Regions from separate parts of the Homo sapiens genome. Here region 1 is linked to region 2. A link is a loop called in an ENCODE intact Hi-C map of the cell type or tissue named here. Cell type or tissue: ascending aorta. All regions are shown on one strand. Links, peaks and the distances in the headings refer to the core of each region. The heading gives the core; the rest is flanking DNA. Region 1 holds the start of ZNF468 (zinc finger protein 468). Region 2 has its middle 20 kb from the start of ERVV-1.

Region 1 (5,475 bases), core at 295-5,294, 140 kb after region 2:
GGCAGGTAGACATATCTTAGTTTTTACCTAGGCGCCTATGTAAGAAAAACAGGCCAGGTGCAGTGGCTCACGCCTGTAATCCCAGCACTTTGGGAGGCCGAGGCGGGAGCATCACAAGGTCAGGAGATCGAGACCATCCTGGCTAACACGGTGAAACCCCGTCTCTACTAAAAATTCCAAAAATTAGCCGGGCGTGGTGGCGGGCGCCTGTAGTCCCAGCTACTCTGGAGGCTGAGGCAGGAGAATGGCGTGAACCCGGGAGGCGGAGCTTGCAGTGAGCGGATATTGCGCCACTGCATTCCAGCCTGGGTGACAGAGCGATACACCGTCTCAAAAAAAAAAAAAAAAGAAAGAAAAACTTAAAGAGGAGGCATTTCCTTTGTTTATGAGGACACCCTACTTTGTAACTGGTAGCGTGTAGTGCAATAAAATTTAGTTTCCTAATATCAATTTAAAAAAAAACAGTTTACCTGTAAGTAGGAAGACTACCCAGCCCCAGAGATAAGACCTTTTGGCATCATTGTCCCTTCTTACGGAGTGATAAAGTAACCTTCCTTGAAGTGTATCAATCCATCACCAGTCAAGCTGCCGCAGCCTATGCACTGGTCTTGAATGGAAAATGTGTTGATTCTGCTAAAGCTTCTCTGTCTTTCCCTGTGTGTGAAACCTTAACATCTCTACATGGGAACACGGGCCCCCTTCATTTGGAGTTGATGTTTCCAGATGGCTATCCTCAAACTTTGTGTTCCAATAAACTCTATAATTAATCGTGTATTCTGAATTTTATTATTTACTGCTGACGTCAGTTTCCGTCAGATTGTAGGAGCCTCACTAGAGAGGGCACCTGTCGCCATGTCGTAAAACTCACACTTGTCAAAAAGACGTGGGTTAATGTATTTCCCCTCCTTCTGCATGAAGCTAGTTAGCTGACACAGATGGTCACCTCCATTACCAAGTAGAGCCAGGATGAACTATGTGCGACCAAAGACTTGTCAAGTCCTCTTCCCTGAGGACTGATTAGTGTTTATCTTGAAAACATGTACTTAATGGGTTGTATAGAGCAGTGAAGTTTCTCTCTTTTCAACCTCTCAGCTCTTTGCCTGTATTTCCCAACACATTCTGGTCTAAGGCTTATTTACTAATAAAATGGTTTTTATTTCTTCCTGTTTTGTCATGAAGATGATTTCTCATTTTGGGGAAGATTTTTTAGTTTTCAATTGTATTTTTTCAACATTTAAAAAGCGAAGTAAAGAGTATTTCTTGGGCCAGGCACAGTGGCTCACGCCTGTAATCCCAGAACTTCGGGAGGCCGAGGCAGGCGGATCACTTGAAGTCAGGAGTTCGAGACCAGCCTGTCCAACATGATGAAACCCCGTCTGTACCCAAAATACAAAAATTAGCCGGGCATGGTGGGTGTGCCTGTAATGCCAGCTACTCCGGAGGCTGAGGCAGAAGAATCGCTTCAACCCAGGAGGCAGAGGCTGCAGTGAGCCGAGATGTCACCATTGTACTCCAGCCTGGGCGACAGAGAAATACTCAGTCTCAAAAAAAAAAAAAAAAAGAAGAAGAAGAAGAAAAAGAAAAAATGTAAATAAAAAGGAGAAAGTAACAGATCTCTTTTACAAATGTGCTGGGACAACTAACTGGATATCCATATGGAGAAGAGTAATGTTGTATTCCTATCTCACACAAGCAAATTTAGTTTGTTTATTTATTTTTAGAGAGGGAGTCTGGCTCTGTCGCCCAGGCTGGAGTGCAGTGGCTCGGTCTCGGCCCACTGCAAGCTCCACCTCCCATGTTCACCGCATTCTCCTGCCTCAGCCTCCTGAGTAGCTGGGACTACAGGCGCCCGCCACCACGCCCGGCTAATTTTTGTATTTTTAGTGGAGACGGGGTTTCATCGTGTAAGCCAGGATGGTCGCGATCTCCTGACCTCGTGATCCGCCCGCCTCAGCCTCCCAAAGTGCTGGGATTACAGGCGTGAGTCACCGTGCCCGGCCTAATAAAAATTTTATTTTAAAAATTTAAAAAAGAGAGAGACTGCGGGAGGGAATGTTACATTGTCGCGCAGGCTGTCCTGGACCCCCAGGCTGAGCGATCCTCCCGCCGCTGCTTCCTGAGTAGCTGGGACCTCAGGCTCCCACGCCCGCATCCCTGCTGTGTTTAAGCAGCAGGTGGTGACCTCACTCCTCCCTGGCCTGAGCACTCCGTCTGGCATCCCAGGCTGTGGCCCTAGGGATGTCTCTGAAGCTGAGCACTGGGTGGACTCTCCCTCCTGAGTGAATGGAGAATAGAAAGGGAGAAGATTTCTATACTGTCCTGTGGGCCATCAGCATGAAATCCTACGTTCCGCCCAGAAAGGGCTTTGCATTTTACATTCTAGTTTGCATCCTCCTTCCAGACTATTCCAGGGCTTTTGAATTATCCGTCTGCCTTCCTGGGGGCTCTCGCCGCCAAAACCCGGAGAACGGGTTGGGAGGAGGCTGAGAGATGCACAGGTCCCGCTCCGGCCCCGCCCTCTGCGGGTTCTAAAGGGCAAGGTCTCGCCGCTTCGCGCCCCGCCCACACCTCACCCGGGCCCCGCTCGCCTCCTCGTTGGCTCCACCCAGGCCTGGTTTCTGTCCTGCGCGCGCAGATTCGCGCAGACCAGGAAGTGGATCCCGTGGAATGACGGTCACGCCGCGGCGGGCGGTGAGTTTTGCTCTGTGTGGTGTTAAGTCTGAGCTTCCCAGGTCCCCGGCACTTCTGTACATGGGATGTGGGGTCCCCATAGACCTGGAAGTTCTCGCCTTTCTTCCTTCACTCAGAGCAAATGGAGATGTTCTACTGGGAGTCCGGAAGCCCCTTCTTTTTAGGTTTAAAGTCGCCCTGAGGCTGGTCCCGTCCCGGGTCTTTCTGCCATAGGGCAATGTATACGTTTCCTATCGCGTAGTTTTCCTGCTCAAAACCGTTTTTTGACTCCTTCCGCACGGCTCTTTTTAAAGTCCTCACCCTAGAGGTGTATTCCCACCCTGTGCGCCTCCCAGCCTTACTCTCCTGGGTTCCTGGAGCACAGCGCGGCGACCCCAGTCCCGGGAAGGCTGCGTTCTGTGGTCCTGGGATCCTGCGGATCCCACCCTTGTCCGAAGGCGTCGTCGCTCCCCACCTCCCTCCTCCTCTTGCTGGGCCCTGCTGCTCCCCAGATCTCCCCTCCGCAGTCACCGCGTCCCCTGAGCCCTCGTTGGAGAGGTGCCTGGGGCTTGTCCTGTGACGCGGGGTGTTCTTGCCCGCCCAGCTCCAGCACTTGGAAAATGCGCTTCTCCGAGATGCAGGCGTCTTACTCCAAACCCTCTTGTGATCGTGTGGGCCAAAGGGATCAGGAGACAGAGAGAGGGACTGAGAGAGCAGTAGAAAACCTGAGACAGAGAAAAGAAGAATGAGAAAGACCCATAACAGATGGCAAAGTAGAGGATGGGTGAGGGATTTGCCAAGAGACAGCAAAAGTGATAAAAGATAAGAAAGCAGGAGGAGAAAAGCAACTGGAGAAATGTAGAGAAAAGCTAGATGTACAGAGAGATGAAGGACAGCAAGGTAGGGAGAGGGGCAGAAATGTGGAGGCTCATCAGAGTGAGGGAGAGGAGGAGGGATGTGGAGCCGGGTCAGACAGAGCAGAGTGGTGCTGGTGGCAAGGAGAACAGAGGGAGAAGCACAGCGGGGAGGACACCTGGGGATCTGGGGTGCCAGATTGGGTCCAGGGGGTTATAACAGAGAAGAGAGAATTTAACAGGGAGAGCAGAGGAGGCGCATAGATGGGAGAAGAGGCAGAAATCTATGGAGATTGAGGACGATCTAAAGATTGGGGAGAAGGACCAACAGGAGGTTAAATAAGTTGCAAGGATGGAGCCCAGCTAATTTTTGTATTTCTAGTAGAGATAGGGTTTCACCATGTTGGCCAGGTTGGTCTCAAACTCCTGACCTCAGGTAATCCACCCACCTCCACCTCCCAAAGTGCTGGAATTACAGGTGTGAACCACCTCAGCTGTCCACCCATGTATTTCTTGATTGAAATAATTTGCTTATGTCTTGGTTCTACAGCTGACCCTGTTTCCCTGTTTTCAAGGTCAAGAGCTGTGTGTTTACACTGCTGCATTTTATAAATGTTAGTGTGATTTTCTTGTAAGGAAGAATTCAATGTTGGGAGTCAATTTCATCAGAACCTTTCAAAAGAATTTTCTTTAACCCAGGCATGTGAAAAATGCTTCTCTAATTTTAAGAATGGGATGATAAGACCAACCCATCCCATTAGCCCTTCCAGGCCCCCATGTAAGAATTCAGGCACACCTTCTCACTCATCTCAGACCTTCTCAGGGTAACTTCGTGAAAATGTTTCCAGCTCTGAGCCCCAGTGAACCTCCCTGCATCTTTGCGACGAAGGGCTAGACCAGAAAAGCTCAACCTGAGTGATCCTGACCCCTGAAATGATTGGCAAAATAGAGGCGGTGTCTGGGTGTGGCTTTTTTTCTGGTAGAGGAGAGTGCCCAGTTGTAATTAGAATTTTCAGTGGGATGCAGTACCCCAAAAATGAAAAAAAAAAAAGCAGAAGAATGGAAGAAACAGAGCGGTAGACTCAGAAACAGAGAGGATCTTTGGAGGCCTTTGTCTGTATTAGAATATCACAGCTACATCTAAAGCAGGTCATGTCAGTGCCTGGCAGGGAACCCTCCACCTGCTTCCCGTGTTCCCCAGGACAAAAGCCCGACTCTTCACTTTGGCTCCACAGCCCTGTGTTCAGGGTCCCTGCCAGTGTCCAGCCTCCTCCTGGGAGCTTACCCTCATCTGACTCCCTCTGCCCCAGTCACATTTGCTTTTCTCTTTTTTCAAACATCAAAATCCTTCCTGTCTCAGGTTGTTGTCCCTGCTCTTATTCAATGTTTCTAAATGAAGATGGCACTGTCCCTTTCTCCTTCAGGTCTAGGCTCAGAGCTGTCTCCCATGCCCTCCCACCCCCATCTGAAGTTCCCTCTACCCATCAGTGTCTATGGCATTACTCAAGTCTTCTTATCTCTGTGTCAATCCCATCAGAAATGCACTTTTTTTTTTTTTTTCAAACAGACTCTCACTCTGTCCTCCGGGCTGTGAGTGCAGTCTTGTGATCTTGGCTCACTGCAACCTGTATCTCCTGGGTTCAAGCAATTCTTGTGCCTCAGCCTCCCAAGTAGCTAAGATTACAGGTGTGTGCCACCACACCCTGCTAATTTTGTATTTGTATTTTATTTTATTTTTGAGTCTTACTCTGTCACCCAGGCAGGAGTGCAGTGGCGCGATCTCGGGTCGCGCAGGTTCAAGCAGTTCTCCTACCTCAGCCTCCCGAGTAGCTGGGATTAGAGATACCCACCAATCTCGGCTACTTTTTGTATTTTTAGTAGAGACAGGGTGTCACCATGTTGGCCAGGCTGCTCTTGAACTCCTGACCTCAAGTAATCCACCCACCTTGGC
Region 2 (5,212 bases), core at 213-5,212:
ATCTCCTGACCTCGTGCATCCGCCCGCCTCGGCCTCCCAAAGTGCTGGGATTACAGGGTTGAGCCACCACGGCCCCTGTAATTCTTAAACTGGAAATTACCCAGATTGCTAATGTCAAATAATAACCTTAGATCACAAATTATGACAAGTTTGTTTACAAGCATGTATTCCATTACATTTACCCGGCTAATTTTGTAGTTTACCTAGATTATTTACACACACACACACACACGCACACACACCGTGTGATGGCTGATGTTTAAAGTTATTAAAGTTTTCTTTTTTGGCTGGGCGCGGCGGCTCACGCCTGTAATCCCAGCACTTTGGGAGGCCGAGGCGGGCGGATCACGAGGTCAGGAGATCGAAACACGGTGAAACCCCGTCTCTACTAAAAATACAAAAAATTAGCCGGGCGTGGTGGCAGGCCAGCCTGTAGTCCCACCTACTGGGGAGACTGAGGCAGGAGAATCGCTTGAATCCGGCAGGTGGAGGTTGCAGTGAGCCGAGATCTCGCCACTGCACCGCAGCCTGGGTGACAGAGCAAGACTCTGTCTCAAAAAAAAGAAAAAAAAAGTGTTTTTTTTTTTTGCAGGAACTCTGATGAAGCAGGCATTTTAGGTAAAAATGATTATAATTTTGTTCTGACGTCAGAGCAGAACTTATCATTAGAGAAGATGGAGCCATATTCTTCTTCTACCCATTATTAATTTTTTTAAATTTTAAAGACCACACAATGTATATATGTGTTGTGTAGTAAAAATTCAAAGAAAAGTTCACTTACGCATCCCCTTTCCTGTCCAGCCTTCCACCCGTTCCCATGGCTCAATGGGGAATCACTGCTGAGAGTTCTGTGGCAAGTCAGCGTAAGTCCTACAGAAATGTATTCAGACACCATTTTGAGATTTTAGAAAAAATTCTTTGATGAATGCGCCTGTCACCCAGACTGGAGCGCAGTGGAGCAATCTCAGCTCATTGCAGACTCCGCCCCCCAGGTTCAAGGGATTCTCATGCCTCAGCGTTCAGAGTAGTTGGGACTACAGGTGTGCACCACCAAGCCTGGCTGTTTGTTTATTTTTAGTAGAGATGGGGTTTCACCATATTGGCCAGGTGGTCTGGAACTCCTGGCCTCAAGTGATCCTCCCTCCTCAGACTCCCAAAGTGTTGGGATTTCAGGCGTGAGCCACTGAGCTCGGCATGATAAATGTTTTGTTGTGGTATTTTATCCTGCAAGTTTTGAAAATTTCCGTGTTTTGAAGGTAGGAAACACGATAGCTTGCTGTTTTCCTTTTTTTTTTTTTTTTTTTTTTGAGACGGAGTCTCGCTCTGTCGCCCAGGCTGGAGTGCAGTGGCGCAATCTCGGCTCTCTGCAAGCTCCGCCTCCCGGGTTCACGCCATTCTCCTGCCTCAGCCTCCCGAGTAGCTGGGATTACAGGCGCCCGCCGCCACGCTTGGCTAATTTTTTTGTATTTTTAGTAGAGACGGGGTTTCACCATGTTAGCCAGAATGGTCTCGATCTCCTGACCTAGTGATCCACCCGCCTCGGCCTCCCAAAGTGTTGGGATTACAGGCGTGAGCCACCGCGCCCGGCCGAAAAATCTTTCCAATGTAGTGAGAGTGGCAAAGCCTTTAATTGTAGCTCACTCTTAAGGAAACATCCGATAATCCATTTGGGAGAGGGAGAGAAACAATATGAAAGTGATGTATGTGGCAAAGTCTTTTATTATCGTGGTGGAGATGATATCTCATTTAGGGGAAGATTTTTTTTGTTTTCAATTATATTTTCTCAACATTTAAAAAGTGAAGTAAAGAGTATTTCTTGGCCAGGCGCGGTGGCTCACGCCTGTAATCCCAGCACTTTGGGAGGCCGAGTGGGGCAGATTACGAGGTCAGGAGTTCAAGAACAGCCTGGCCAACATAGTGAAACCTGGTCTCTACTTTTTAGTAGACAAAAAATTAGCCAGGCATGGTGGCAGGCGCCTGTATTCCTAGCTACTCGGGAGGCTGAGGCAGGAGAATCGCTTGAACCCGGGAGGCGTAAGTTGCAGCAAGCCAAGAACGCGCCACTGCACAGCAGCTGGGGTGACAATACGAGACTCCGTCTCAAAAAAGAAAGAAAGAAAAAGGGTATTTCTTGGGACAGGCACGGTAACTCACGCCTGTAAACTCAGTACTTTGGGAGGCTGAGGCAGGCAGATAACTTAAAGTCAGGAGTTCGAGACCAGCCTGGCCAACACTGTTAAACCTCGTCTCTACCAAAAAATACAAAACTTAGCCGGGCATGGGGGCGCACGCCTGTAATGCCAGCTATTCTGGAGGTTGAGGCAGGAGAATCGCTTCAACCCAGGAGGCAGAGTGTGCAGTGAGCTGAGATCTCGCCACTGCACTGCAGCCTGGGCGACAGACAAATACTCTGTCTCAAAAAAAATAAATAAATAAATAAAAAAGAAAAAGAAAAGAAAAAAGTAAGTGAAAAAAGAAAGTAATAGAGCTCTTCCACAAATGTGCTGGGACAAGTAACTGGATATCCACATGGAAAAAAATAATGTTGGATCCCTGTCTCACACCATAAAAAATTTTATTTACGAAAGTTTAAAAACAAAACAAAACAAAAAACAGAGAGAGAGTGACGAGGAAGGGAGTCCTGCGGGAGGGGGTGTTACTTTATCGCCCAGGCTGGCCTGGAGCCCCAGGCTCAGCGATCCTCCCGCCGCTGCTTCCTGAGTAGCTGGGAACTCAGGATCCCACCCCGCGCCCTCCCACGCCCCCTTGTGCGCCCGCATCTCTGCTGTGTTTAACCAGCAGGTGGTGACCTCACTCCTCCCTGGCCTGAGCACTCCATCCCGCATCCCAGGCGGTGGCTCTAGGGAAGTCTCTGAAGCTGACACAGGGTGGACTCTCCCTCTTGAGTGAGTGGAGAATAGAAAGGGAGAGGATTTCTATTCTGTTCTGTGGTCGTCAGCATGAAATAATACGTTCCGCCCAGGCAGGGCTTTGCATTTCACATTCTGGTTTGCATTCCCCTTCCAGACAGTTCCAGGGCTTTTGAATCATGCCTCAGCTTTCCTGGCAGGTCTCGTCTCCAAAACCCAAAAACACGCCGAGGCTGAGAGACTCACAGATCCCGCCCCGCCCTCTGCCGGTTCTATAGGGGAAGGTCTCTCCGCCTCGCGCCCCGCCCCCTGCCGGTTCTATAGGGGAAGGTCTCTCCGCCTCGCGCCCCGCCCCCTGCCGGTTCTATAGGGGAAGGTCTCTCCGCCTCGCGCCCCGCCCCCACCTCGCCCAGGCCCCGCCCACCCCCTGCCATGTCCCGCCGAGACCTGGCTTCTGTCCCGAGCGCCCAGTTTAGCGTAAACCGGGAAGCGGATCGCGTGGAGTGAAAGTCACCGCAGCGGTGAGTTTTGCTCTGTGTTGTGTTATGTCTGCGCTCCGCAGGTCCCTGGGACTTCTGTCCCAGGGGACGTGGGGTCCCCACATACCTGGAAATTTCTACCATTCTTCCTTCGCCCAGAGCAAATTTTTTTTTTTTTTTTTTTTTTTTTTTGAGACGGAGTCTCGCTCTGTCGCCAGGCTGGAGTGCAGTGGCTCGGTCTTGGCTCACTGCAACCTCCGCCTCCTGGGTTCAAGCGATTCTCCTGCCTCAGCCTCCTGAGTAGCTGGGATTACAGGCATGCGCCACCAGGCCCGGCTAATCCCCAGAGCAAAATTTGACGTCCCGGTGAGAGTCCAGAAGTCGCTTCCTTTTGGGTTTAAAGTCGCCCTGAGGCTAGACCCGTCCCCGGTCTTTCTGCTATAGGGCAACGTATACACTTCGTATCTCGTAGTTTTCCTGTTTGTAACTATTTTCTGACTCCCTCCACCCCGTGCTTTTTAAAGTCCTCACCCGAGAGGTGGATTCCCACCCTGGGCGCCTCCCACCCTCACCCTCGTCGGTCCCTGGAGCGCAGCGCCGCCTCCCCCGTCCCGAGGAGGCCGCATCCTCTGCCTGGTCCTGGGATCCTGCAGACCCCACCCTTGTCTTAAGGAGCCGTCGCCCCCTAACTCCCTCCTCGTGCCGGGCCCTGCTGCTCGCCAGGTCTCCCCTCAGCAGTCGCCGCTTCCTCTGAGTCCGCGTTGGGGAGGTGCCCAGGGCTTGTCCTGTGACAAGGGGTGTTCTTGCCTGCCCAGCCCCAGCCCCTGGAAAATGCACTCCTCTGGGATGCAGGCGTCTTACTCAAAACTCTCCTGTGATTGTGTGGGCCAAAGGAATCAGGAGACCGAGCAAGGGCAGTAGAAAACTCGAGACAGAGAATAGAACAATGAGAAAGGCCCATAACAGATGGCAAGGTGGAGGATGGGTGAGGGATTTGCCAAGAGACAGCAAGAGTGAAAAGAAAAAGTTAAGATAGCAGGAGGAGAAAACTGGAGAAATGTGGAGAGAAGCTAGATGTACAGAGAGATGAAGGACAGCAAGGTAGGGAGAGGGGCAGCAAAGAGGGGGACCTGGCTCATCAGAGTGAGGGAGAGGAGGAGGGATTTGGAGCCAGGGCAGACAGAGCAGAGTGGTGCTGGTGGCAAGAGGGAGAACCACAGCAGGGAGGACACCTGGAGGTCGGGGGTGCCAGAGAGTGGGGACAGGGGGTTTAACAGGGAAGAGAGAGTTTAACAGGGAGAGCAGAGGAGGCGCAGAGGTGGGAGAAGAGGTGGTAATGTATGGAGATTGAGGACGATCGAAAGACTGGGAAGAAGAAGCAACAAGAGGTTAAGTAAGTTGTGAGGATGGAGCAGAAGAGGTGGAAGAGAAGAAATAGACCAAAGAAGGGGATGGTGCGCACTTGTAATCCCAACTACTCTGGAGGCTGAGGCAGGAGGATCACTTGAGCCCAGGAGATCCAGGCTGCAGTGAGCCGAGATATGCCACTGCACTCCAACCTGGTCAACAGAGTGAGACCCTGTCTCAAAAGAATAAAAGGGGTGGGGACTTTGGGTTCAGATGAGTGGGTGAGTTCATTGGATATGATTAGTGTGACATGTTGACTTCTGTGTATATAATCTAATAACTAAAAACTTGTTTAAATTATACAGATGAGATTGAGAATTTTAAAATTCCTATCTATGAGTCATGTACATTCTATAAATCTTGGCATCAGAGGTCAGCTTCCACTTGGAATCCCTATTCAGCCAGAGGGCAGTGACTTATTCAGTTGTGAGTCACTCTCTTCCCTTTTCCCAGGGT

Evidence for each region. Peaks named below come from ENCODE experiments on the same cell type or tissue, not always from the same donor. Only the 100,000 strongest peaks of a DNase experiment are listed, where the experiment ranks them.
Region 1: a loop joins it to region 2, with 3 times the contacts of the local background. A loop is called at or near these places in 4 of 110 quality-filtered maps.

What each region holds. Positions count from the first base shown.
Region 1 is chr19:52,854,788-52,860,262 of GRCh38, reverse strand. ZNF468 (zinc finger protein 468) reads left to right here and starts at 2,644. Exons shown (of 4, transcript NM_001008801.2): 1 at 2,644-2,691. It also overlaps a transcript of ZNF320 not described here. RefSeq lists an enhancer at 2,966-3,045. In ascending aorta, for the core only: no CTCF peak of the experiment used is centred there; a DNase peak (open chromatin) is centred at 2,592; H3K4me3 peaks cover 1,861 bases; H3K27ac peaks cover 1,187 bases.
Region 2 is chr19:52,991,659-52,996,870 of GRCh38, reverse strand. It overlaps the pseudogene ZNF702P. Among named protein-coding and RNA genes, the nearest start is that of ERVV-1, 20 kb to the left of the region's middle. RefSeq lists an enhancer at 4,010-4,629. In ascending aorta, for the core only: CTCF peaks have their summits at 2,942 and 3,143 (motif pointing left); DNase peaks (open chromatin) are centred at 2,830, 3,170, 3,726 and 4,100; H3K4me3 peaks cover 2,493 bases; H3K27ac peaks cover 2,503 bases.